Regions from separate parts of the Homo sapiens genome. Here region 2 is linked to region 1. A link is a contact called in ENCODE Hi-C or POLR2A ChIA-PET data. All regions are on one chromosome and are shown on one strand. The core of a region is the stretch at or near the end of the contact, and the rest is flanking DNA. Distances in the headings are between cores, read along the strand shown. Region 1 overlaps STX8 (syntaxin 8). Region 2 overlaps STX8 (syntaxin 8).

Region 1 (2,776 bases), core at 166-2,665:
ACAAAAGCCCCTCCGAGGCTGCTCCCCAGAGAATCCAACCCGTGCCTCAATGCCTCTATGGAGAAGAAAAAGAAATTCAATTTTCAAGGGAAGTGGTACAGGTTAAGCCAGATGGTTAGAAAAATTGCTTTCATTGTTATCTTGGGAATTTTCCTCCTCCAACAGATGGTTAAAGCTCAACCTAGGAGAAGGCTGGGCAGCTCAGCCAAGGTGGTCATTTGCGTGGTTCCAATCAGATAAAGGAGCACAGAAGAACTCTCAGGGAGGCACACTGAGCTACGTGGTCAGCCTCCAATCTCCTTTGAGCAAGGTGAGTGCTGTCCTGACCCACTTTAAAGCCAGCTCATTAGATATATTCCCATTCAAATCTAAGTCTAAGTTCATGTCTGTCTCTCATCAGTCTGTTTCATCTCTCTCTCTCATACACACACACACACACACACATCTACCCCTAAAGATGTTCCATGTCTCTTTCTCTTCCTTTCCATAGAAAACTGAGGCCTGATTACAGTGGTATTAGTCAGTTACATGTTCATAAGTGATAAAAGATTAAGAAGAAATAGGATCACCTTATTAATGTACATCCCAAGTCGTTGCTTCAAGGACAAACTCTCCGTGAGCCCATCCTAAATATATCTCCCATAAACACAACCAGTTCTTCTTCCTAAAGCTCTCTGTCCATTTCTGGCAAGAAAAAAGTACCAGAGAAAATCCTGTTTATAAAACAAAGCAAAACAAAAAATGGCTACTCTTGGGCTCTTTGATTGGCTGACAAAAGAAAATGGTAAAATGAGTCTTCACCTTATCGTCACCCCTAGAGATGGCCAAGTTTGGAATGAGTTTAGCAACATGAATCCTACACGAGCTAGGAGTGAATCCAGAAGCAGAGAGGAGGGTCACTCTTGGACACAGGACCTCAAATTATCCTGTTCAAATGACCCAAGGGAGTACAGAAACACCTTGGAGGGTCTCCTAAATTCACCTGTTCATAGATACAAAACGCTTATCACTGAAACATACTCTAAACCACTAGCTGTTAATTCCTCAGGACATAATAAATTTTTTTTAATTGTGCTTGTGGATTTCAAACTAACCAAATTGGTTGACAGAACTGTTCTACCTTTGATGTCAATTCAGTTCCCCAACTACTGTTTGAAATGGTTAAAATAAAAACAACAACAAAAATAATAAAGAGTCCTTATCACTGCATTCAAAATGCTTTCTCAAAGATTTCACCCTCCTGGCAGGACTGTCTAGATGGAAAGAGAATGTCGTGTCTCTTCCCAGAATAAACCGTTGAGACCACATTACCTTCCAGTTCAAGCTCCTTTAAGGATTTGAAATTACTTGAAACAACTACTCAGCAGCTTCAGTCTCTTTCTTACGCTGTCTTTCCCTGCTCAAGCACTTGGTTCTAATCAGACCACTTCCTTCCTGCTGCTTTGGTTTTTATTACCAAAGTTCTTCAGTCCTTTTCACCACCCCATATGCTAAACAATTTCCACTTTGAGAAGCACATTCTCAGAGAACTCTGAGGATAAGCCAAGCTCAGCTAAAGATCTTCAATAATGAATGAAACTGTGAAGAGCTACAATTTGTCTTAAGCGGCTTTCACCTTCTTTCTGTATCTTTTTCCTTCTAAAGAGCATGCATCTACTTTTCTCAGGAATTAAGCATTCTCATTCTTTCATTGATTCTCCAAACAGGAAAAGTAACATGATAAATAAGTCATATTTGGTGTAGGCCTCTATGCAGAAAAAGCTAACACAGCAGGCCTAACTGCTTTTTTCTTTTTTCTTTTTTTGAGACAGAGTCTCACTCTGTCTCCCAGGCTGGAGTGCAGTGGCACAATCTCGGCTCACTGCAAGCTCCGCCTCCCAGGTTCACACCATTCTCCTGCCTCAGCCTCCTGAGTAGCTGGGACTACAGGTGCCCGCCACCATGCCTGGCTAATTTTTTGTATTTTTTTTTTTTAGTAGAGATGGGGTTTCACTGTGTTAGCCAGGATGGTCTCAATCTCCTGACCTCGTGATCCACCTGCCTCGGCCTCCCAAAGTGCTGGGATTACAGGCGTGAGCCACTGCATCCTGCTTTTTTTTTTTTTTTTTTTTTTTGACAGAGTCTTACTCTGTCACCTAGGCTGGAATGCAGTGGCGTGATCTTGGCTCACTGCAACCTCCGCCTCCCGGGGCGTGAGCCACCGCACCCTGCTTTTTTTTTTTTTTTTTTTTGAGACAGTCTCACTCTGTCGCCTAGGCTGGAATGCAGTGGCATGATCTTGGCTCACTGCAACCTCCGCCTCCCGGGTTCAAGCAATTCTCCTGCCTCAGCTTCCCGAGTAGCTGGGATTACAGGCGCCCGCCATCACACCCAGCTAATTTTTATATTTTTTATTAGAGACAGGGTTTCACTATCTTGGCCAGGCTGGTCTCGAACTCCTGACCTCATGATCCACCTACCTCGGCCTCCCAAAGTGCTGGGATTACAGGCATGAGCCACCGCGCCCGGCCCTAACTGCTTTTCTTAACAAGGCACTGCTGCCAAGGTTGGCCCTTCCCTGGCTGGCATCCTGGAGCTTGGATTTTGGGAAGGACCCGCCATTAACTGGTAAGAGTGGCAATCTGTGCCTAAGCTGTATCAATGCTCTGTTTCATTAACACCTGGTTTCCTTCTGGGAGTCTGGGATGTGGGTACATGCCAGACAGGGTGCCTATGTGACCAAGACCCTCAAAAAACCCCGGGCACTGAGTCTCTAATGAGCCTTCCTGGTTGGTAA
Region 2 (2,776 bases), core at 171-2,670, 39 kb before region 1:
CCATTTCCCCCTGCCCCTAGCCTCGGTAACCTCTAATCTACTTTCTTTCTCTGTGAATTTGCCTATCCTAGATATTCCATATAAGTGAAATCATACAATATTTGTCTTTTTGTATCTGGCTTATTTCACTGAATGTCTTCCAGGTTCATATATGTAATCGCATATATCAAAACTTCATTCTTTTTATGGCTGAATAATAGACCATTTTAAGTACATACTACAACTTGTTTACACATTCATCTGTTGACGGACAGTTGGGCTCAGTGGTTTTGGCTTTTTTTTTTTTTTTTTTGAGACAGAGTCTCGCTCTGTTGCCCAGGATGGAGTGCAGTGGCGTGATCTTGGCTCACTGCAACCTCTGCCTCCCAGGCTCAAGTGATTCTCCTGCCTCAACCTCCCAAGTAGCTGGGACTACAGGCGACCGCCACCATGCCTGGCTAATTTTTTGTATTTTTAGTAGAGACGGGATTTCACCATGTTAGCCAGGATGGTCTCAATCTCCTGACCTCGTGATCCACCCGCCTCGGCCTCCCAAAGTGCTGGGATTACAGGCGTGAGCCACTGCCCCCGGCCTTTGGCTTGTTTTTTAATAAATCATGAGTTGCTGAGCATCTCATTGGGTAGCAGGGGTTTTTTTGTTGTTGTTGTTTTGGTTTTTTTTTAGTAGAGATGGGGTTTCACCATGTTGGCCAGGATGGTCTCCATCTCCTGACCTCGTGATCCACCTGCCTTGGTCTCCCAAAGTGCTGGGATTACAGGTGTAAGCCACTGCGCCCAGCCTTTGGCTTGTTTTTTAATAAACCATGAGTTGCTGAGCATCTCATTGGGTAGTAGCATTTTTGTTGTTGTTGTTTTATTTTTCTGTTTTTTTTTTTAGTAGAGATGGGGTATCACCATGTTGGCCAGGATGGTCTCGATCTCCTGACCTCGTGATCCACCTGCCTCGGCCTCCCAAAGTGCTGGGATTACAGGTGTGAGCCACTGCGCCTGGCCTTTGGCTCATTTTTTAATAAATTATGAGTTGCTGAGCATCTCATTGGGTAGCAGGGTTTTTGTTGTTGTTGTTGTTGTTGTTTTGTTTTTTTTGTTTTTTTGTTTTTTAGTAGAGATGGGGTTTCACCATGTTGGCCAGGATGGTCTCGATCTCTTGACCTTGTGATCCACCTGCCTCGGCCTCTGAAAGTGCTGGGATTACAGGCGTGAGCCACCGCGGCTGGCCAAGGGCAGCAGGTTTAAAGGAAGAGAGAACACAGTCATGACACTGGTGCTGTGGCTGAATTCTAGAAGGTAGTCCTCTTCCCAATTTTACTAACTGAGAAAAGTAACAAGGTAAGGCTCACTTGTTTAAGAACAGCAGGTTAGCAACAACATAGTGCCAAACGTTCTGACATTAACATCATGGTGTTAAGACCACGAGTGCTGTACTGTCTCCAAATACAGGTCAAGGCTATGCTTGCAGAGCTTTCCCAGAAACCTCCCTTCCTTTTCCTTTCTGAAGTCAGAGTGTTCCTAGGACAACATTTTGGTTCATAAAACATTTTGTAATGCTGTGACTATCTCAGCATACAGGATACCCCTCTCACTTCAATCTCCTTGTTTTCTAATAAAATCAAACATTTCAAAAATGGCATTAATGTAATGGATGAAAGAGTTACACTTCACCATCATTTTAAGTTAAAAAGAAGTATTTGAAAAAATAAATTCTGATTCTAATGCTCGTTCTTGAAAGTTTGCTTCAAGCAGGAAAACAACTGCTTTTCAGATTCTCTTTTTCACCTGGCTTTTTTTTTTAAGTTCTTAAGTAAAAATAAAAAAGTTCCAATTGATTTTGTAAGTTTTGTGATGGTAAAACAAGATGTGGAGCAAACATTTCAGAATACCAAACAGAGTTAATTAATTCCAGTATAAGCTCCTCACATACGGCCAGAGCTTGCAAGCAGATGTGCTGGCTAAATATCTCAGGTCAATCTTAGCACATTATTGAAAGTAACCTCCCATTCCTCAGAAAAGTCTGGCCTGCAGCTTACAAACTAGAGCAAACAACTTAGACACATGGAAAAGTAGAATTTAACATCTCCCGATTTCCACTCTCCATTTATTTCCAAACCTTCCATCTAAATCGGAAGAAAAAAAAAATGCCCTCTAGTCACACATAGGCCACACTAAAGTATTAGCCACTAAAATAAAAGATGAGGAAGCAATTTTAAATGCAGTCACCACAAATGTGTTTTGGGAACTTTCACCTTGTCTCTCATAAACTAGAAAGTGTACTTCATGTTCCTTTTGGTTTCGAATGAGCAAGGCATTTCAACTATTAACATTTCATTTCCACCACGTGTCTGTTTCAGAGCTAGCAGCTGGCCTATTTATTTTGCTAGCTGGTGATAGAATTAAATACAGAGTCTTTGAAAACATTTACAAGCTTTCCCTCTAACCTTCTGTGTACTTTCCAAATTAGGCTACTTTGATTGTTATTAGCTAAAGGTTTACGTACTGGAATACTAACACTGTTACCTTCAGAGTAAATTGTTTATAGCTCAGGTGCAGTTTAGAACATTTTCCTCCATGGAATACTCTTGAGATTGAGGAGAAGAAAGTTGAACTGGTTCACTCTGGATCAACAAGTTTCCTTTGTGAGTCAAACAATATTAAGGCCACACAGATATGGATGCAGTCAGGGAAACCAGTTGTGAAAATAGTTCTAGTCCTCTACAAAACCACAGGCTTCCTTTGTGAGCTCCCAAATGCTTTATAATCTCAAAATCACCATCGTCAT

Evidence for each region. A loop is a pair of places that touch in the nucleus more often than their neighbours do. ChIA-PET counts read pairs that join two places held with the same protein, here RNA polymerase II (POLR2A). Pooled maps may share reads with other maps.
Region 2: a pooled map shows a loop between it and region 1 (2.6-fold over the local background). The contact joins two enhancer-like sites. A Hi-C loop is called at or near these places in 2 of 168 maps with a recorded cell type or tissue (ascending aorta and motor neuron), 1 of 37 single-sample maps with no recorded cell type and 5 of 50 pooled maps. POLR2A ChIA-PET finds 5 or more read pairs at or near these places in 5 of 52 experiments (Panc1, activated CD4-positive, alpha-beta T cell, activated CD4-positive, alpha-beta memory T cell and 1 more).

Annotation. Positions count from the first base shown.
Region 1 is chr17:9,468,941-9,471,716 of GRCh38, forward strand. The region is part of intron 6 of STX8 (syntaxin 8); the gene reads right to left. Among named protein-coding and RNA genes, the nearest start is that of STX8, 110 kb to the right of the region's middle. Within about 2 kb of position 1,416, at least 3 of the 41 ENCODE cell types and tissues checked have a DNase peak (open chromatin) inside an H3K27ac peak, as active enhancers do.
Region 2 is chr17:9,430,376-9,433,151 of GRCh38, forward strand. All of the region lies in intron 6 of STX8 (syntaxin 8), which reads right to left. Among named protein-coding and RNA genes, the nearest start is that of STX8, 140 kb to the right of the region's middle. Within about 2 kb of position 1,421, at least 3 of the 41 ENCODE cell types and tissues checked have a DNase peak (open chromatin) inside an H3K27ac peak, as active enhancers do.